Regions from separate parts of the Mus musculus genome. Here region 2 is linked to region 1. Evidence: chromatin loops called from intact Hi-C (ENCODE). Cell type or tissue: left cerebral cortex. All regions are shown on one strand. Each heading gives the region's core, and the rest is flanking DNA. Links, peaks and the distances in the headings are about the cores only.

Region 1 (10,916 bases), core at 1,827-9,826:
CTCCAATGAATGTGCACACACACACAGACACTCAGACATACGTACACACACATGCAGACATTCATATACATGCACTTGTAATTTTTTAAATAATAGAACAAAATCCAGTTAATGGTCCCAAGTTACAGTTTTCTATTTACATACATCTCCAACTCTACTAAAAAGGTTCCTAATACATAAGATACTTCCTTAAGGTGGGACTATATATAGAAGCTTAATGATACTATTTCATGAAAGAAGGCAAAGTTAGGCAACGGTGATGCACACCTTTAATCCCAAGCACTCAGGAGGCAGAGAAAGGCAGATAGATCTCTGTTGAGTTTGAGGCCAGCATGGTCTACAGCGCACGTTCTAGAACATTCAGGACTATACAGAGAGACCCTGTCTTGAAAAACAGGGGGGGGGGGGCAGTAAAATATGAAAAACCTACATTCTCTAAAAACAAATAAAGTGGTTTTTGGTTCATGTTTATTGACAATACTGCAGACACTTATTTAAAATCTCACAACAATTCTTACAGGAAGCTAGAACTAATGCACAGAATTGGCAAAATGATGACTAGTACTTACAAAGAAACCACTCAAGGCAAAGAGTGTTTGTGAGTTTCCCTACAGTCCTTTGTGAAATAATTAAGATATGTAAAATACTAAAGAATTTGAAAACTAGAAACAAAGAAAATAAAGCTATGTTAATTAAAATAAAGATTGCTAAAAAAGAGCCTTCATGGGAAAGCATCTACCAGAATCTGTACTGATTATAAAAGCCCAAGCACCAAGCCTTCCCATGCCCAGCAACTTAGTCAGGTAAGTAACCCTTGCTCACTCACTCCTATTCCAATACCCTCTCCACAAAGCCTCCTTCAACATTAAAAACATAAGATCAAAACCTCTGTTGGGAGAGGGGAGAGCTGGGCAGCAGAGGGGGGGTGGGGGGGGGTGGGTACAAGCCTTTACTCCCACAGCGCTTGGGAGACTGATGCAGGTGGATCTCCAAGTTTGAGGCCAGAATGGTCTATATAGTAAGCTACAGGACAACCAGGGCTACAGAGAGAAGACTTGCCTTAAAAAAAACAAAAACAAAAACAAAAACCTTGTCAACAGTGGGCATGGTGGATCCTTGGGCAAAGGCAGGAGGATCTCTGAGAGGGGAGCAAGAGCGGTCTGGAGAAGAGCCGCAACTACACAGATTCTGCCTCAAAACTACAATTAAAAAAACCTCTGGCTTGACCCATCCTACCATAGCGGCAAGGTCAAAGAGTTCTCACAGGAGCACTCACTCCAAGGTACTGACTGACTGCCTTCCCTACAGTGACTACTTCCAACTATCTCCACAGTGTCCTTTGATGGTTACTCCTGATTGTCAACTTGCCTGGATTAATAAATGCCTAGCAGATTAGTTAAGCATAGCCCTGGTTAGAGGAAAGGGGCTGTAAACGCATTTCCAGAGACAAAGCAGGGAGCTAGCCTAAATCCATGCACCAACTCCTTGAGAGACACACAAGCACTGCATTACAGGGAGGTGGAGTCTTTGGAGGAAGTCAGTCACCAGTGGGGTATTCTTAGGGTTTTATCTTGCCCCAGAACCTGCCTATATTCTCCTTTCTGTACTCCCTGGCCACCTGGATATGAAATGTTCTTTCAACAAACCCTTCCCCACTAAAACCGAATGACATCTTGGAAACTATGAACCAAAAATCTTTTCCTGCCTTCTTTGATCAGGCATTTGTCACAATAACACTGAGGTAACTAATAACATGCCACTCGTTTCTATCTCCTTTGCAAACTCTGCCTCTTCTACTCAGTACTAACAGGGCCTCTTTCTGCTCTTACTCCTCCACAGGCAGCCTGACATGCACATTGTTTTAGACACTCTCACCAGAACAAGAGAAGGCCCCAAAATGGCATTCTACTTCTGAACACCAAACCAAACCAGCACCCTAAAGAGAAGCCCAAGGCCATGGACCACTTCTAAACCTAGAAACATGTTCTCCCACATCCAATATCTACTTCTTTCACAATGAGCCTCAGTTCGGAGAATGAAAGTGCATACAAGCCCTCCAGTTGCCTGGATCTGAAACAGAACCTTCACCTCTCAGCTCATACTACCTATCACCATGCCATAACAGCTTTCTGCCTAACATCTCCACTTTCGTGAATTTCTGCTCATCATACTAACCTCTTCAAAGGCTCAGCTAGTATAACATATGACAGTGCTATGAAAAAAATCAGTATTGATATGAAATTTTCAGAGCAGGGACTTTTAAGCACATCTTTGCACTTATTCTAAACAGTATACACAAAGGACAATACTTGCATACAGCTGGTATCCAATAAAAGTATTACAATTAGTTATATTACCTTTTGAAGTGTTTGAATAGATATCTATATCCCAATTCATGCATGGTTTTCTTGCTTCCTAAGAACTGAAAGATGTTTATTTAGTTTTTGGTTTTTTTGAGGCAGGGTCTAATTACGTCCTGGAATTACATAAAACAGGCTGGCCTCAAACCTACCTGCCTCTGCCTCCTAGGTGCTGGGATAAAAGGTGAGCCACCAAACCCAGCTTAGAGCTGAAATTTTTATGTTAAGTTACTGAGTAAAATATAAGCTACAATGAATACTTTAAAAAATTATGATGCTTACTGTAAATCAGAAAAGCCTATCACTGAGGGGTAAGTGGGGTGAGGTGGGTGTTGTGAGGTGGGGACGTCTAAATCACACCTTCAAATCCACATCCATATAAAAGATTGCTGCTTCTGAGCTTTAAGCACTCTAAAGGCGGGCCTGGGAATACTCCCTACCTATCTCATTCAGATACTCCACAATTTGAACTGAGATAACAATCTGGTGGGAAATATATTAAAATAAAAAAATATATTATTATAGTTGCTCAAAAAGCTCTGAAGCGCTTGTCCTATGTACATTTAATTTCAGCCTCAGAGCACAAATTGGACATCTAGGAAAAAAATCTCACATAATCCGTTCTTAAAAAGCAGCTCCCTGGATTTCCATGTAAATCATAATGCTTGTTAGAATCTTCAATCATCCAATACTTCACCTTTATTGCATGTAACATAGGTTGCAATCACCCATTTATCTACAAAATCCTTGGCATGTAGTCTAATCCCAGCCTGAGGGCACAGGGACAGATCAACCTATCCCTGTTATATCTCCCAGCACCTGCTAAGATGCCTGACATGACTCAATGAGAAGGCTCTCCGTGAACAATTAACTGAATCAGGAAGGCGCTAGTGTTATTCCCACACACAGTGTCCTTCAGTGTGTCCTTCTTTCTTTGCTTTCTCCAAGGAGGACATCTTGGGACTCACAGGGTACCAGTCACTCGGCCCAAATGTCCTACAAATCCAGTAACTGGACTCCAAAGATACCAGGTGACCCTCTCCTGTGGCCACACTGGAGTCAAGGCACTTTATGACAGAAGAATCAGAGCCTAAGTTAGAAAATACAATCAGCCTTCAACTCTACATGTGAGGGGTGCTCAGGGAGACACCAGAAAACGCACTCTCAAGTCCCAACACTTCCCTCTCTGTAATAAGCTTTGCATGCACTTCTAGGGGCAACTCAGCAGCACCCTTCAACAACACTCAGAGCCAAAGTGCGCATACAAAACAGCCTAAAACAAACAGGAAAAACAAAAACACCAAACTACAGCTCTGCAGAACCCCTAAGACCCAAAAGAACCTAGAAACCCAAAGCCACGGAAACCATTCAAACACCAACAGAGGGCTGTTGCTACTAAAGCCATCAGAGATTTGTTCTAGATTCAGACAGGCCCTCCTGGGGCTCAAGCTTCTCCTAGTAGCTCAGATCTGGGCTAAGTTAACGTGTCCACAGTGCAGGCTCTCTCGCTGTAAAACTGAGAATGTGCGACCGTCCCGGTGGACTAACAATGTAAACATAGCCATGCACAAAGTTCTTGGTGTGTGGCCTTTAAAAAAAGCTCAGTAAATGCCAGCTCTGTCATTCTAGGCAGTTATCAATCCCCCCTCTCTAGTTTCCACTGGATTCCCAAAAACTGTCCTGCCCTTTCTAAGTTGAGGGGCTCTATGTACAAGTGATCGGAATACCTGTTCTAGAACCAGAACGGACCATACAGTTGGATCTTCATCTGTGAAATCCCATCACGGGGATCACAAGTGACCCCCGGGGCTGCCTATGTATGCATCTCATGACTGACTCGTCCGAGACTAAAACGCACTTAGGAGGAGACACCAGAGGTTCCCCACGCCATTCCCACCGCCCGCACCCGCATTTCCTGTCCCACACCCGCAGTTTTCAGGGACCCTCTGGGCGCTGGTACCTCCCACGGACGCCGCGCGGCCGCGTGGAGCGGGACGACCCCACCCACGTGCCCGCGCCCGCGGAGGAGGCCGCGGTGCATCCTTCCTCCCGCGCCCGCAGCTCCACGCCGGCGGTTTCCCCGAATCCGCGAGGACGCCCTACTCGCCACTCACCCTCCACCAACCCCCGTTTCCCCGACCCTCGCCACGGCCCAGCACCCCGCGGCCCAGGAGTCCCCTCAGGCACCGGCGAGCGGCATGCACGCTCGCCGAGTGGGAGGAGGGAGGCCTGGCCGCCATCCCGCGACCCTCATCGCCTCACAACGGGCGCTGCGCGCACTCACCGCGGGCTCCGACCCACGCAGGCCTGGCTGCTCCTCAGAGCGGCTCCTGCCCAGCGCCACCTCCTCAGGACCCTGACGCAGCTGCTGGGGCCGCCCTGCGAGACGGGGACGACCGCCTGCTGCCGGCTCAGCCTCCCGCTCTGCCGCCGCCTCCTCGTCCGAGCCCGCGACCGCGGCCACAACCGCAGCGACGTTTCCCGGGCGCCGGCTGAGCAGCGTCTGTTGAGCCGCAGTCCTGGACGCGCACCCCGGGCTGGCGCTCGTTGCATATGCAAAGAGACCGCCGCCCATTGGCCCGCGGGCGGTGGCGCGTGCGGGGCTCGGCCTATCAAATGCCGGCCTGGGGAGCGCGGTGCTGGCGGCAGGGGCGGGGCGAGGTTACTATGGGTCATTCTGCGGAGCCGCCGACGGCTGGACCCGACTGGGGCCCTCGCAGGGCGGGGATTGAGCCCTTGGGGAGGGGAGCGGCGGGACGGACCCGCAGCTACAGCAGCTGCAGAGGGGAGCTGGGCAGGGGGCGCAGGGCGGGAAGACCTGAGGCGTCCAGGGTGCCCCCGCTGAGAACTGCAAAACCCGCCTTCACTGCTGCGATGCATAAATCTCAATATAAACGAAGAAATAACCTGCTTGTTTTTTTTTTTCCCCATTCTTCTCAGGACTGGGTTCGTTATCCTAGTTTGAACACGGATTTCTAGCAAATCTTGCAAAGAGAAAAAAAAAAAAATGACGTTTGAAAATGCTTGTGAAGGGGAAAGCTCAAAGCATGCCCTGTATTATTTCTCTTGCATGGGCTTCGTTTAATGCAGCGTGTATCCCGTTTACTCGTAAATCTTCGCATACCCACATTTCATGTTTGCAAAGGATGAAACTTTACTCAAAAATAATCTTTTATCAGCCGGGCGTGGTGGCGCACACCTCTAATCCCAGCACTCAGGAGGCAGAGGCAGGCGGATTTCTGAGTTCGAGGCCAGCCTGGTCTACAAAGTGAGTTCCAGGACAGCCAGGGATATACAGAGAAACCCTGTCTCGGAAAAAAAAAAAAAAAAAAAGCTTTATGAATCTTTATGACTGTGTGTGTTGTTTAGTTTGCCATTGTATAGATCCTCTTGGACACTACATCAGGATATAGGCATTTATTTTACAACTGCCTCCCCCCACTCAAAACATTCACCCAGCAAAACACAAATGACTAAATCAGCCACTGGAGTGTAATATTAGAAAGAGACTGTTCGTAGCAGAGTTGTTTTTTCTTAACCTAACCTATTATTTAGTTGGTCTGTGAACTTTTCTTTAAGTAGGTGAAAGGTCGAGTTGCTGTGCTAGCCTCAAGCTAAGGCAGAAAGAGGCTCACTTCCCAGGACAATCTTAAAAACTCCGAGGAGGCTGCCAGGACTTGAGCTAGGTGGAGCCATGATACACTCTACAAAGCCAGCTCACTCACTCACCTTGGGCCCCTAGCCAGTCTAATTGCCTGAAAGAACAGATAGTGTTTGACTCAAGCAGCCTGCTCCTACTAGGAATTTCACATTTCCCAAGGAAACCCTGCCAATAAAAGGAATGCAGAATTTCCAGTCTACAGAGGGATGAAGATGTGTACCTCAGAAGTGGTCATTCAGAACTGCAAACCTTGAGAAAAACTAAGCAACTTCAAGACAGCAAAACTAATAGTGAACCTTCCTCCCCAGTTAACAAACATAAAACACATGTGTAGAATTCCAGGGACATCTTTCTTCGTTATCTCTTTATAGGCTAAACAATATTTTATGGGCATGTATTTACATTTAACAGAAAATACTCTTGAGATTCAAATACTGAATTGGAATATTGTCTGCTGTTTAATACTAGTTAAACAGAAATTATTGTGCTTCTGTTCACTAGGCTTCTTTGTATGGTTGTTTAGTTCTTTGTGGGAGAGTGGGAGCCAAGATCTCATGTAGCTCAGACAGGCCTGGATTTTACTATGTAGATCAGGGTGGCCTAGAATTCACAGTGATTCTAGGATTACAGGTGTGATACACCTCTTTAGGCTTTGTTTACACCTGGAAACTCGTGCTTACACTAAGCCCACAGGCTAACCTTAAACTCCAGACAATCTTCCAACCTCACCTAGGTTTATTTATTGTCGTTGTTGTTTTGAAACAACAGGGTGTGATGACTCACAACTTTAATCTTAGTACTTGGAAGGCAGAGGCAGATAGATCTCTAAATTTGAGGCATGCCTAGCCTATTTAGTAAGGTCTAGGCCTGCCAGAAGCAGAAGATGGTGTTTTGTTGAGAGAGAGAGAGAGAGAGAGAGAGAGAGAGAGAGAGAGAGAGAGACTGGCAAGGTGACTCAGAGGATTATAGGTGCTTAGTGCGAAGCTTGATGACCTGAGTTCACCATGGGATACAAGTACACATGCACAAAATAAATATAATAAAAAGAAAAAGCAAAAACACATCTGGGCACAGTGATCCCAGCACTAGAGATGTTGCGGCTGGAGGGCTGCTGCTGTGACACTGGCCCTAGCTTGGGTTACGCAGTGAGTTGCAGGCCAGCTTAAACTCCAGAGTGAAACTCTGTCTCAGAATAACCAACCAAGACAAGGAAAGGAAAGGAAAGGAAAGGAAAGGAAAGGAAAGGAAAGGAAAGGAAAGGAAAGGAAAGGAAAGGCAAGGCAAGGCAAGGCAAAGCACATTTGCTTTTCTCTTAGAAAGGATTCAGTATGTGTTCAGAGTTTTGAGGGGTATTGAATTTTGATTACATTTCCCTTCTTTTTTGTAAAACTTCAAGTCAGAGACTATTAAGGGTCAACCACATGAAATCATGAACAGGAGTAGGCAGTCCCTTGTGCCCTTTTGGTGTGTTTCCAACTTACTGCAACAGTAAGGGGAATTGTCTATAATTGACATAAACATGTAATGGTCTATTTCCTGTGAAGGGGCATAGAAAGAGACTGTAACTATATCACAAAAACTACATTTCCCATTACGATAAGACAACAGAACCAGCTGATATTTAGAGTTTTAACAGGAATGTTTTTGTTTCATTTCCGGTGGGTGGGTGGGTATGAATATAGCACATGATGCTGTGTGAATGAAGGAGGCTCTGACTCCAAGGAGCAGAATAATCAACAAGAAGCAACTTTAAAATGTCACTTATAGCCTGGCATGAGAGCCCAAGTCTTTAAGCCCACGCTTGGGAGACAGGCAGATGATTCTGAGTTCAAAGACAGCCTAGTCTACGTAGCAAGTTCCAGGACAGCCAGGGTTATATGTACCCTGTTTCAAAAAAAAAAAAAACAAAAAAAAAAAACAAAAAACAAAAGAAAACCACTATTGTCTGACATAAAGAGACTTCAAAAGGCAGAGCAATAACAAATACAGGCAAACAATTGCAGCACTTCAGATTCCAAGGCAGGACTACTGCAAGGTCAAGCCAGCTTGCTCCACCTACAAGACCATTCTGGGTAACTTTAACTGTCTTAACACAACCAATCTCAACTGAGAAGCTGCCTCTACCTCTGACATACCTGAGGGGAGGTTTGGTTGTTAACTGATTCGGCAAGGGCTCAACCCACTGTGGGCAGCACCAACCTTAGTAAGAAAGCTAGCTGAGCCAGTATGTGAGCCAGCTAGCAAACAACATGCTCTTCATTACTGCTGTATTTCTTGGCTGTGAAGTAAGTTCCCTAGTTGGAGGTCCTGCTGTGTGCTATAGCAAGCAGTCCTGCCTTCAAGTTCCAGCTTTGACTATTATCAGTGATGAACTTGGAGTTGTAGGAGATCCTGTGAATCCTTAGCAACCTGGATGGTTCCTATCTTCTCTGTAACTTCTTTTTTTTTTTCTTAAAGATTTATTTATTATTATACATAAGTACACTGTCTTCAGACACACCAGAAGAGGGTGTCAGACCTCATTACAGATGGTTGTGAGCCACCATGTGGTTACTGAGATTTGAACTCAGGACCTTTGGAAGAGCAGTCAGTGCTTTTACCCTCTGAGCCATCTCTCCAGCCCCTCTGTAACTTCTTAATCTACAGTCTATTTCATATAAGTAAGGAGCCCAGTATTCAGACAGTTACAGTTAACGCCCCACCATAGTTGAGTTTCTTATTAAAGACCTTCTGAGGTGGTCACGGCAGTGAATACCTGTAATTCTAGCACTTGGAAGGCAGAAGGAGGAAGATCAGAAGTTTGAGGTCAGTTTCAACTACACAGCAAGTTATAGGCCAACCTGATCTACAAGAGACTCTATCTCAAAAAATAATCTTTTCTAGACTGCATTTGATATATTTGATTAAAGAAGAGAAGTCATAAATATACAGCAAACTTATGTCTATGTTATGACTGCCTGTAACTAAGTTTAAAATTAAAAGTGGCTTGTGGGGGGGGGGGGGGACACCTAAAAGGAGTCCCAGATTCATAACTCATGACCAGAACCAGAGAATCACAAGAAACCTAAGACATATCTTCCGTCCTGGTTTTTCATCCTCAGTGAGCAATATCATACTCAGAGTTATACAGTAGCTGCACTGGAGAGAGAGGACCAGTATATCTTCACTGTGGGGTGGGGGGAGGTAACAGAAACTTACAATAGAGATCCACTGTCCAGTAACCCCCTTAGAGGCTTCTCTCCCCCAGCTTTACCTTAAGTCTCATTAACTAGAATATCATCACATTTAAGGAAAATGGGAAATATAAACACACAATGCCAACTCAAATAAAAATCAAGGTTTGTTCCTAGCCACAAAGGCGAAAATATCTATCGGGCAAGCAATTGAGTCTCTGCTCTGCTGTCTTCGGAAATGCTTAGTCTAGCAATAGTTCATGTCCTTCATTTAGAGCAGTATGTTTGTTTGTTTGTTTCCTTTGATTTAAAAATTGTGACAATAGATAATAACTTTTTCATAGTTTTCTAATTACATAATTATAGTTGATCAAAGTATGGACTCATCGATGGCCGAGTGGCAGCAGTTGGTCTGTATGCACATAAAGCCAGGAAGCAGAGAGAAATAAGTCCCATTGGTTCTGCTGGCTTTCTCTATCTTATTCAGTCAGATGGCGCCCGAGGAGTGGTGCTCCCCATGTTTAACCTCATCCCAGAACTCAAGGCAGAAGCAGGTGGATCTCTGTGAGTTCCAGGACAGCCTGCTGTACAGAGCAATCTCCAGGACAGCCAGGGCTACACAGAGAAACCCTGTCTTGAAAGAAGAAAAAGAAGAGGAGGAGGAGGAGGAGGAGGAGGAGGAGAGGAGGAAGAAGACTAGGAAGGTGAGGAAGAAAATGAGAAAGAAAAGGAAGAGAGGAAGGGAGGGAAGGAGAAAGGGGAGGGAAAAGGAAAGAGGCAAGGGGAAAGGTAGAAGGGAGGGAAAAGGGGAGGGGAGGGGAAAGGGAGGGGGAGGAAAGAAAGAAGAAAAAAGGGTAAGGAAACAATGGCTGAAGTTGTAACTCAGTAGAATGCTTGCCTTGTAGACACAAAATGCTGGGTCCAATAAACCAAATGTGGTTGTTATCACACTTGTACTCCCAGCATCCAGGAGATGCAGGGAAAAAATATCAAAATCAAGGATGCTAAGTGAGTTTCAGGGCAGCCTAGGATACAAGAGACCCTGTCACAGAAAAATATACAAGTAGTAAGCAAGATAATAAATATCCTGGATGTGGTAGCTCACACCTACCTATAATCCCAGAATTGAGGCAGTAAGGCCAATGACTGCCTCAAGGCTTGACGAGGTGTGAGACCCTGTCACAAAACAAGACCATTAACCATAATGACAGTGCTCACTGAAATATGAATAAGATAACTAAGAGGGCATAGAAACAATTTCAGATGCACAGGTCCGGAAATACAGGTTATATTAAAGCCTAATAAAACCTGACTCATTTATGGCAGGAAAAAAAAAGTTCCTGAAACTTTAGAGTGCCTTCTGGATTCTGGGGTCTAGTTCTTGTCACCTATACACATGGGTATTTTGAGGAATCTTTACCAACTTGCAAAGTTCATACAAGCAACAAGAAACGCACACGTTTAATCGCACTACAATGGAGCTTTAGACCAGTGGATCTCTGTTAGTTCAAGGCTACAGAGTGAGACCCTGTTGCAAAAAGCAAAACAAAACAAAAACAAACAAGCAAAAAGAAAAAGAAACAAACAAAAGAAACGTAGTTTCTGTGATCTAAAGTTTCCGCTAGATTTCAGCATTTAAGGCAATGAACTTGAACAAGCCAAATGAAACCTTCATGCAAAACAGGACTTCTCCCATGTTGTTTCTCAGGTTGTTGATTTATG
Region 2 (10,916 bases), core at 1,018-9,017, 62 kb after region 1:
GTGAGTTCAAGGCTAGCGTGGTCTACAGAGTAAGTTCTAGGACATAGAGAAACCCTGTCTCAAAAAACAAAACAAAAATGTCTTTTTTTTTTTTTTTTTTTTTTTTTTGTCAGAGTTGTAAGTAGCCTTTGGTTTTATGTTCAGAACAAAATTCCACTTGAGTTAAGATATTTGTTCCAGGAAGAATTCGTATAAAAGGACAGGACCAAAGACTACTACAGACATGTACATTGACATGCACATAGAGATGTGTGAAGCAGAGGAGGATGGGTGTAGCTAGAGTTTGAATATGAAAGCAAATTCACTAACCACAGGGATTCTCCTTCCCTATGGCTAGGGATGCAGCTTGCTCCTGACAGCCCAGGAGACAAGGGTGCTGCAAAACCCTACAGGAGAAAAATGATGTTACCCAGTGTGTGTGCACACAGCTGTCCATCAGAGGCAGGAGGAAAAATGGAGAAGAAGAAAAGAAGAACACATGCAAGAAAGTACGAGATGTGCTGAGAAGAAGAAGAAAGTTTCCTGGGGAAGAGAACAACAACAACAACAACAACAACAAAAATGAAAGAAAGTTTTAGCAGCTTGGGAAAGGGGTGAGCTTGCTGACCTGAAAGGAGAGCGCCCAGAAAAAACTATATTTATTGTTTTAGTGCTTTGTGATAAAAAATGGGGCTGAAACTTGAGCTTCAAGATAGGATCAGATAAAAAGCAACAAAGGACTGTGTACAATCAGAAGCACGAAGAGGGAGCAGCGAGAACCACAGAGGTCAAGTTCAAACACAAAGAACCCTAGAGCCTCAGGTGTAAGAACCTGGACACAGAATCCCTGAAAGACAGTGTTGGATGCAAGCCTGCATGGACAACGATGCCATGCCTGGGTCTGCGTCAGCTCTAGGAGGAGTCTGAGCTTAGACTGACCTTGATACCCAGCCAGCATCTCTCAGGACAGGCACTGTAATTATAGGGGAAAATATTTTAAAAAGAGTCACTGAGGCAGAGAAAAATACAGGGACCTCCCGTAGACAGGCCCTGGCAAAGAACATCAGTGTACCCGAACATCAGTGCATCAGAGTCAAAGGCGTGTTTTCTTCTCTCTGGTCCTGCATTGGCTAGCTGTGTGGGTCTTGCTCTGTCCTAGTTCCCCCTCTTTGCCCTTTGTCAGCCAGCAGGCACTACAGCAGTCAGTGTGCTTGTTTCTAGCCAGGATTCACTCAATGTGGAGAAACAAATTTGGTTTTGTGTCGTATCATCCTGGGAGTAATAACAGTCGTCTCAGGGAGTTTTATCAAACTACACATGAACGTGATGCTTCATGCAGGTCCCTCTAGTGCTCGGTGGGAGTAGATTTCTGAGAGTTTGAGGCTGCCCTGGGCTACATAATGAGTTCAAGTCTAGCCTGTACTACACAGCCTCGCCTTAGAAAAACAAACTACAGAAAGGAACATCGCACAAAAAAAGTGCCATGTGCACTGTCTAACACACAGTAGGCACTTAAACCAATAGCTGCTTTTATTACTATTTTTAAAAAAGTAGTAGTATTTTTTTAAAAATGCAGACCATCATGCATACAACTATCTGACGAATCCCTGGTGACAGGTTTGACTATTATTTCAGGGGGTATTGGGGATGAAATGAGGTCATAGGTCTAATCAGAGAGCGGTGTCCTTATTGAATGAAGGAATCACTGGAAATGGCTTTCTAAATACTTATGCTTATTCCCATAGGCTAGTGCAGCTCTCTGCTCGGGTCAGAGAAGCATCCCTATGCAATGGGTGACGGCTAACGCAGAGACTCTTAAGTGGTCAACTTGTTGAGAAGAAGTGATATTTTTATTTATTTATTTATTTATTTATTTATTTATTTATTTATTTATTTATCTAGAGTGCTCAAGTCTGAGCCAGACATCTCCATCACCTCCTCCAAGGCTCAGACAATACGGCCGAAGAATCGAACCAAATAACATAAGAGCCAGAGAAAGGGAAGAAGTGCTGTCTTCTGGATAGATATAACATGACTGGGGCATTGGTGAAACCAAAGATGCAGTGGCCACCCGCAGGAGACCTGTGAAGGACAGGGACCAGCACCTTTCCCTGAGGAGCTATTGGCAGTTAGAGGTTATTGGGGGAAGAGTGAAGGACATACTCTTCAGTGGTATAGCCCCTGAGCACTGATATGTTTCCCTTGCTCAAGTAACTAACCTTCCATAGGTGCTCCTGCAGGCAACCCTAATAATGCAGCAGCCACATTAAACAAACAAATACCCCCCATGCTGGTACAGGAGGATGTGCTGTGCTGAGAATAAGAAGTGGTATGTGATAGGAGGGAGGGAGGGAGGGAGAGACAGAGGGATGAGGAATTTCACCATTTTATTAAAATCAGTATCAATATGGCTTACTGGTTAGATCCCTGAACAGCAGACATATAAGGAAATCTACAGATGGATAATGAAGATAGCAAACCTCTGGATTCTTCCTAACTTGAGACAAAGGTCTGGCAGGTGTTTTCTACCACCAATAGATCCCCACTCCTCCCTGATAGCTAACTGGTCCAGACTGGTCAGGTATGCTCCCGAGGCCTGGCATGGATGTGTGTACCCAAAGTTGTGCTCCTATCAGCTTCCCTTTCCTCATCTAAAGCAGCTAATTCTAAGTTAGGGAAAGGGGACCCCACTCCAACCCACCAGCAACCCTTCAAAGGACCCACCCAACTCCCCAGAAGAGCTTCTGCTTCTTATGTCCCCCTTCTGCTGTTTAGTGCGTCTTGCAAGTTTTTCCTCTCCATCTCTCTCAGTGTCTCTCTGTTTCTTTTTCTTTCTTTGTCGTGTTGTCTCTGTGCTCCTCCCCCCCTTTTTCTTCACTTTGAATAAAAGTATCTTTCATCTCTTCCTGTTAAGTTTCAGATTTTTGCCTGCAGCTACCTGTTGGGATCAAAACACCCTGCCCCTGCATTTTAATTCTTTGATCAGAAGAGAAGAACAAACTGGATCCAGACTCCTAGCTGGCAATATGAAGATGATAAGAGAAGATAATAAGGAAAATGATGGAAGTTGATATATACACATGTATGTATGAAATTATGAAATAACAACTATAGAAGGAGAGACATGAAGTCAGACATGGTAACACAGACCTGGAATCCTGTCACCCTGGCAAGGTGTGAGGGTTTGCCTACCTCCAACTCAATTACTATCTGGCTTTTAGTCTAATCTGTAAGGTGCTTGTTAGAACTGTTTGATATCTTTTGGGAAAGGGGGCAAGTTTCCCCTCTGGCTGGTGCCCTTTCCTTCTCCTGGCAAGAGCTAGCATGAGATTCCTGGGGAATTCTCATTTCAGGAAGTCAGTCCACTGTTTCAACCGTCTGACAGTCAGTGCAGGAAATCAAGAGACATCAGATCCCCAGAACTAGAGAAACAACAACAACAAAACGATTAAAAACTGATCCATGTGGGCTGAGAACCAAACCCAGGACCTCTGCAAGAACAGCAAGGGCTCTTAACCACTGAGCCACCTCGCCAGCCCTGATACAAAGGTCTCTTTAGAATATCTTCATTCCTACCATGCTGGTTACATCTGGCGGATCATGACTTCCAAACCAGCCTGGGCCCATAGCAAAACCCTGTCCCAGAGACAAGGAAGGAAATAACCAGCGCTCAGGAAGCAGAGGCAAGAGGATCAATTGAAATTTGAGGTCAACCTTGGCTAACTTGTCTCGAAAACCAAATGATGAAATAAACCACGACCGAAAACAGACAAGAAGAAAAGCGCTATCGGGTAATTCCTTCCTTGGTTCCTAATCTGGTGGAGGCCGTGGTTATGTGAGGACACAGGAGAAGGTGGACGTGTGTAAGCCAGCAGTGGAGAGTCATCCTAATCTTAGACTTCTCTAAAATCTAGGCTGAGGAGGAAAGAAATCTGCTGGTTAAGTCAGCAAGTCCAGCACTGTCACGGTAGTTCAGCTCGAAAAGACAGGCAATGGGACTGATGACCTGAATTTGATCCCTGGGACCTATATGATGGAAAGAAAGAGCAAGTCCTCCCAGCTGTCATCTGACCTCCACATTCCTGCACGGCATGCCCGGTTCTCAGGCACATACAACCACAGGAGCAAAATTAACAGATAAATGTCATTTAAAAAAAAAATCATGCCACATAGTCTACAGTGCTTCCTTAGCTGAGGTGACAGAGCATAGAGACGGAGCCCCCAGAACAACCAACTTGTGCCCCGCAGTTTAGATCTGGGCCTAACACAGGCAAGAGTGAGCTGTCTTCAGACCTGTGGCTACAGACCCAGAGAGTCTATCTGTAGTGGAAGTTATGTGAATCTTAGCCTAGGAGCTTCATGGCGTTTATATGAGCCACATGATCTTCCCTTCCCCCGAGGAACAGCAGGTCTCACTTTCTCGAAATTACAAATGTTGTCATTTTTGTGAGACTCAAACTGACATGTCAGGAAACACTTGTATAAAAGCCATCTAAAAATACACACCAACTTGTCATAGTTCCTGTCTTTAGGAGGAGTTGGAGAGAGGATAGGATTAGTTTTCAATAATTCAACTACTTTATGGTTTTAAAAAACCCAACTATACACTGTACCAGAAAGAAATCCTACTTTCTGGTTATTTCTTATTGGTATGAGCTTGACTCCCAGCCGGGTCCAGAAATACCATCTTACTGAAGAAGGAGGAGGAGGAGTTAATTTTGGAAATAAAGATTAAGAGTATTTAAAAAAGAAAAACAAGTGACACAGCAGTTTCTACCATAGGTTCAAATCTGGGTATCTTTTAGGAAGAGGGATAAGTTTAGAAAGAGGGGAGCAGCTGCCTGGATGAGCCTCAGATGACCTGTTTTCCTGCCACTCCAAAAAAGAAAAAAAAAAAACAAAAAACAAACAAACAAAAAAAAAACTCACCCCAGCCTGGGGACCCTTCACCATCTTCACTGTCTTGACACATTCTGTGCCAGAGTTCATTCCTTTCCAGTGTTTGCCTGTCTCCAGGGAGCTCTGAGCTGCACCAGGATAGCCTCGATCTACAGCTCCAGGCTGAGGCTGAGGAGTGACTGTGACCAACCAGAAAACCCCCTCAGTGAAAGCTAAGGTCCCTCTGGAGAGAGGGGAACCTTGTTCTGTGGAGAAGGAGCAAGGGCTTCAAAACTCTTTTTTAGCATTTATTAATTTATATAGCACAATGGCTTTCATTCTGACATTTTCATACATGTACGTAATGTATGAGCTGTTACCTCTCTTACCCTTTCATGCGCCACTCACTCTTGCTGACCCTGGCCTCCTAGTTAGCCCTTGTGTGCGTGCGTGCGTGCGTGCGTGCGTGCGTGTGTGTGTGTGTGTGTGTGTGTATGTGGCTGTGAGTGCAAGTGATGAGTTTCATTAGGACCGCTTAGATAAACATGGACAAGAGTTTGCCTACAAGAACTATGGCACTCCACCAGTGGCTACACCGCTGAAGAAAATGTCTCCATCCCTCATCCATCTTTGACTGTGTGTAGAAAGCTTCATGAGTCCCTCCTCAGAAATTCTTCAGGCATCAAAACACAGTTTGGCCTTAAGCTTAACGTTTGTCAGGAGCCGCCTGAGATGGATTAAGTGAGTCAGAAAGGAAGCTGTGAGCATTAGGAGATTGTGCCTAATTGCTGAGATTGCTGAGGACTTGGGGAAGCTTTTCCTCTGGTGCCAAATAGAAATGGCCCAGTGAGGGGCACACAGAGGCCAGGCCGCATGTTCCTGGCAAAGGCAGGGGGTTTGTTCTTTGCAGCTCAACTTGAATGAGGCAGCTGGCTAAGACACTAATGAGGAGAAAGGCCCCAGCCTGAACAAAGACAAAGGGTGGCCCTAATCAAGGAACCGATGTGTTTGACCATTTCTGTCCAAAGAATGTTCCTGTTAAGAAAAATGCATGAGAAAGTTCTACATCTCTGCTTTTTAATCTAACACATAAAATAAACCCGTGGACCGGAACATGGGAACAAACACACTCAAGAGTCGGTGGTAGCAGCCGGGCTCTGACACTAATGGCAGATGCTTCCGTTTTGTTTTTATTTATTTAAGTGATTATTGGGTGTCTGCTTGTTTGTTGTTGTTCGTGGGGGTGGGGGTGGGGAGGCTGTTGTGATTTTGTTTGTTTGTTTGTTTGTTTGTTTTTAACAGAGTTTCGTATCGCCCAGGCTGGTCTGGGAGATTCATACCCTCTTGTCTCTATCTCCTGAGTGTTGGGATTACATGCGTGTACCACCATATCCAACCTCTAAAGCTACTTTTTTATTATAAAATATATTTTGTAAATTATCTGAACATGTTCAAGAAAAGACAGCTTTTTGTTTGTTTGTTTGTTTGTTTGTTTGCTTGCTTGCTTGCTTGCTTGTATGCTTGCTTGTTTGCTTGCTTGCTTTCTACATGGTTTGTTTCTCCTTCTGCCAAGGCCAGAGTTGGAGAAGCTGGGGACAGTACAGTCTACACAGCTATTTTGACAAAGACCCATACATAGAATGATACTCATACAATGGCTGTTTATTTCTTTCAGTGTTGGAAATAGAAGTCCAATATCAAGATTTGGGCATGTTTGGTTTCTGCTGAGGCCTGCCACCTTAATTTACAGTTGGCTGCCTTCCCAACGTGTCCTTACATGATCTTTCCTCTGCAGATACATCCCAAACGTCTCTGTGGGTCTGAATTTCTTCTTATAAGGGTACTGTCAGAATGTGTAGAAACCCATCCTACACACTGCATTTTAACTCAGTTACCTCTTTTAAGACATTCTCTCAGCTGGGCAATGGTAGTGCCACGCCTTTAATCCCAACACTTGGGAGACAGAGGCAGGTGGATTTCTGAGTTTAAGGCCAGCCTGGTCTACAGAGTGAGTTCCAGGACAGTCAGGGCTACACAGAGAAACCCTGTTTCAAAAAAACAAAACAAAACAAACAAACAAACAAAAAAACCAACCAACCAAAAATGAAAAACAAACAAAAAAACATGATTAAAGCAATGTAAAGGTTTTATTTTAGCTTACAGTTCCTAGGGATATGGTCCATCCTGGCAGCGAGAGGTACGGATGCTTGTGCTCAGCTGGCTTCCTCCTCTTTATTTGGTACAAGACCCAGTCCACCGGATGGTACCATCTACATTAAGAATCGGTCTTCCCACCTCAATAACCTAATGGAGATAATCTCTCATGGACATGGCTCAAGATTTGTTTCTATGGAAATTCTAAGTCCCATCAAGTTGACAATCAAGATGGACCATCACAGTGGCATTGTACTTGAATGCTACTGAGGCACCTCATCTTGTTCTCTTCTGGACTTAGCTCCCTCCTGGCTCCTCAACTGGCCTCGGCAGCTCTCTGATATCAGCACTGGGTACTTTCCTCTTTTGAAGGTAGCTTTGCGGTAGTCTTACACAGATGTTGTGGGTTGCTGTAATGCTGTTTGTATTCTGATGATAATTCTGCTTCCTCAAGAGGAGTTGCCTCCGATGAGCAGTGGATCAGGTAATCTCAAGTGAACCTTCTCCCCATTCTAACTGGTCAATAAAAGCTAAAGCCTGTGATCGGGCAGTGGAAGGGAAAGGTGGGACGAGAGGTTTGGGAGAGTGAGGGAGGAGGACGGCAGGAGGAGGAGGAGGAGGTAGGAAGCCATGATGGAGCAGAATCGTGTGGCCAGGAGAAACCACAAGTAGCAAAGAGTCTTATAATTGGGGAAATAGTTAGTATAGCACTACATCTGCCCAGTCCAGGCACATAGCTTATACATGTAACAACTAGATTGTGTGGTTTTCATACAGGCTTATTGGGGTTGGAAATTACCTCAACACACAGATGGTTCTGCAAACCTGGGGCTTTGCCTGAGGGTTTCTGGCCTGTCATTGCAGTATCATGTGCTGACAAAGCTATACAAAAGCAAGGCATCTGATGAGTGTGTGGTGATGGTGGTGCGCTCCTGCAGCCAAATCACTGGGGCTGAGTCTCAGAGCAGTGGCCACAGAGCTCCTTCTGGCTTGGGAACCCACTCTGTTTCCCCAGAACAAGCTCCTCGGTAGCCTTCATGTGGCATGATTGCTCCCTCCCTGGTGGTGGTCACGGAGGAAGGTGGAATGCTGGCTTAAATGAAATCTCCCAGCACTGTCTTCACAGCCCCATGAAAGAGATATGGATGGGAAGTAGCGCTTGCATAATTATAAAAAGTGCAATGTGAAACTCACTCTTGGGCTGGAGCTTGTAGTTCAAAGGGTAAAACTCTGACTAACCCAAGGTACCATGCGTAGTACTGAAAACCCAACTGAGAAACCCCATCCCCGATCACAGTCAGCTCTCCTCACACTGACATCACTGTGGCTTTCTGGATTCCTCTTGAACTGTCAGCAAAAGGTAAGAGGCGTCGGCAGTGCACATCTGCGAGGGAGGGATTAGTATTCTTAGTTCACTGCCATCTACAAAGCAGGAGCTTCAAAGAACACTTGGTGATTCTGTATAGGGAGTTTTAAATATATTAACTTGGATTATGAGTTAAAATATCTCAGGAGTTGAGGCTTTACTTTGTATTCTACTTCCCTTGACTAATGATAAATGTGTTTGTTTTGAGATAACAGAATATCCTAGTGCGGTGACACAAACAAATTGGGCTCTGGTTTTCTGCCACAGGAAGGAGTGTGAGGGAAGAGGCTGCTGGTTGTGTGAAGCCACCACTCGGTGATGTCAGCATGGTCTCTCTTTGCTTTTCCCTCCCTCTGTGAAGATGTCTTCTTCACCCCTTAGCATCACATCTTCATTTTTGGCAAAATAAAGGGGACAGTAGCCTCTTATTCCTTTAGTCTCTGCTGTCGAAAAACAGTACTCACCCAATTGGCCCAGCAGAGAACTTCCCCGGGATCTGAGGTTCTCACTGGGTCATCTGTTCACCACTGAGTAAACCGGAGGTGTGGAAAGACAGAAAGAAGGGGATGAATAGTAAGTAGGCCATTGCCAGGGACAGCCAGATTTCTTCAGTCAGGGGCATTCATACTAGCTCAAAACTCTTCAGGGCAGAGGAACAGCTTGTTCCATGTCTGGCAGCTCTAGAAAGATGTTTTTGTTTGGACCCAGATTCAGTCCCACTTCGACTGGTCCCTGTGGCTACCGACTGTGCCATGTGGCAACTTTGCACATGAACTTGTTTACTTCTTGCTAAGAGATGTACAAATATTTGAAGATACCCACCACGGCTCCTATGACTCTTCTCTCAAACATAGGAAGCACCCCCCAGGGGGGCCCGTGTGATGTGATGTCCAGTATTCTCCCCTTTTGATTTACTCCTGGATATTTGTTGCATGATGTGCCTATTAGACTTCAGTGCCCCAGATAACACTCTGGTCAACAGGTATGAAGCAAAGCCAGAGAAGCCAGATGCTGATTGACATTGTTCTGGGAGGATTTTGACTTCTTAGATGAGTTTGCATTTTATGCATCTGATACAGGTGAACTGGCTTCTAGAGGCAATAAATCTTTTCCACATCTTTATCATTCTCTACTTACATACCTGATATAGGTACTTCACTGCAGAAATTTATTGGATACATGCACACACACACATAAAACATGTATGTATGTAAGTATGTATGTATAGATGTATGTAAATATATATGTATTATGTATGTATGTGTCTTAATCAGGGTTTCTATTCCTGCACAAACATCATGACTGGGCTGGAGAGATGACTCAGTGGCTAAAAGCACTGACTGCTCTTCCATAGGTTCTGAGTTCAATTCCCAGCAACCACATGGTGGCTCACAACCATCTGTAATGGAATCCAATGCCCTCTTCTGGTCCGTCTGAAGAGAGAGGCAGTGTGCTTACATATATAAAATAAATAAATAAATCTTAAACATCACGACCAAGAAGCAAGTTGGGGAGGAAACTTGCTTTATTCAGCGTACACTTCCACATTGTTATTCATCACCAGAGGAATTCAGGACTGGAACCCAAGCAGGTCAGGAAGCTGGAGCTAATACAGAGGCCATGGAAGGATGTTACTAGCTTGCTTCCCCTGGCTTACTCAGCTTGTTTCCTTATAGAACCCAGGACCACCAGCCCAGGGATGGGCCCATAATGGGCCCTCCCACCCTTGATCACTAATTGAGAAGATACCTTACTGTTGGATCTCATGGAGGCATTTCCTCAAGGGAGGCTCCTTTCTCTGTAATAACTCCAGCTTATGTCAAGTTGACACACAAAACCAGCCAGTACAGTATGTACTTTGAGGCAGGATGTCTACAATGCTCTGGCTAGAAGAGTTTCTCTCTTCTTTGCCTCCCAAGTACTGAGATTTAAAGGTATACATCACCATGCCTGGCTCTTTTTTTGAAGAGGGTTTCTTTCACTATGTAGCCTTGGCTGGCCTAGAACACAATATGTAGACCAAGCTGAACTCAAATTCATAGACATTTGCCTGTGTCACCATGATCAGGCTTATATACATTTAATTTCTGAGACAGAGTTTTATGTTGCTCAGGATAGCCTTAAAATCCATATGTATTCAGAGTTTTAGCTTAAGTCCCAATTCCCTTGCCTCTACCTGCAACAGATGGAATTATGGGTATAGGCCACCAACTTTTAGTAGTAGTATATTCTGTATTGTTAGGCTTGATTTATGTGTCTAGTTTACTGAATAATTTTCAGGTTATTTAATTATCTTTAAGTTTTTAGTATTTATTGAGGGAAACTATGGGGCAATGGGCTATGCACAGACAGCCAGGTCTCCAGTTGAGCTGAGGCCTTGAACCCCGGTGGTACTTAATGGGTGGTAATTTCCACCTACATGGGACAGAAGGCATTCAATCAAGTCTCCTGGACCCCTGGCTCTTGTCAAAGTTACTGCCCCCACAGCCCTCACAAGAGAAGCATGTGGCTAACAGTCACATAGCTTCTGGCATTCTGG

What was found. A loop is a pair of places that touch in the nucleus more often than their neighbours do. Peaks named below come from ENCODE experiments on the same cell type or tissue, not always from the same donor. Only the 100,000 strongest peaks of a DNase experiment are listed, where the experiment ranks them.
Region 2: it touches region 1 in a loop (3-fold over the local background); 5 of 42 quality-filtered maps call a loop at or near these places.

What each region holds. Positions count from the first base shown.
Region 1 is chr1:78,651,832-78,662,747 of GRCm38, reverse strand. Acsl3 (acyl-CoA synthetase long-chain family member 3) reads right to left here and starts at 4,923. Exons shown (of 15, transcript NM_001033606.2): 1 at 4,645-4,923. Utp14b (UTP14B small subunit processome component) reads right to left here and starts at 4,923. Exons shown (of 3, transcript NM_001001981.3): 1 at 4,645-4,923. In left cerebral cortex, for the core only: no CTCF peak of the experiment used is centred there; DNase peaks (open chromatin) are centred at 3,881 and 4,944; H3K4me3 peaks cover 3,707 bases; H3K27ac peaks cover 3,228 bases.
Region 2 is chr1:78,588,837-78,599,752 of GRCm38, reverse strand. It overlaps a transcript of Mogat1 not described here. Among named protein-coding and RNA genes, the nearest start is that of Gm39665, 5.9 kb to the right of the region's middle. In left cerebral cortex, for the core only: no CTCF peak of the experiment used is centred there; DNase peaks (open chromatin) are centred at 4,412, 4,700, 5,740 and 8,997; H3K27ac peaks cover 1,442 bases.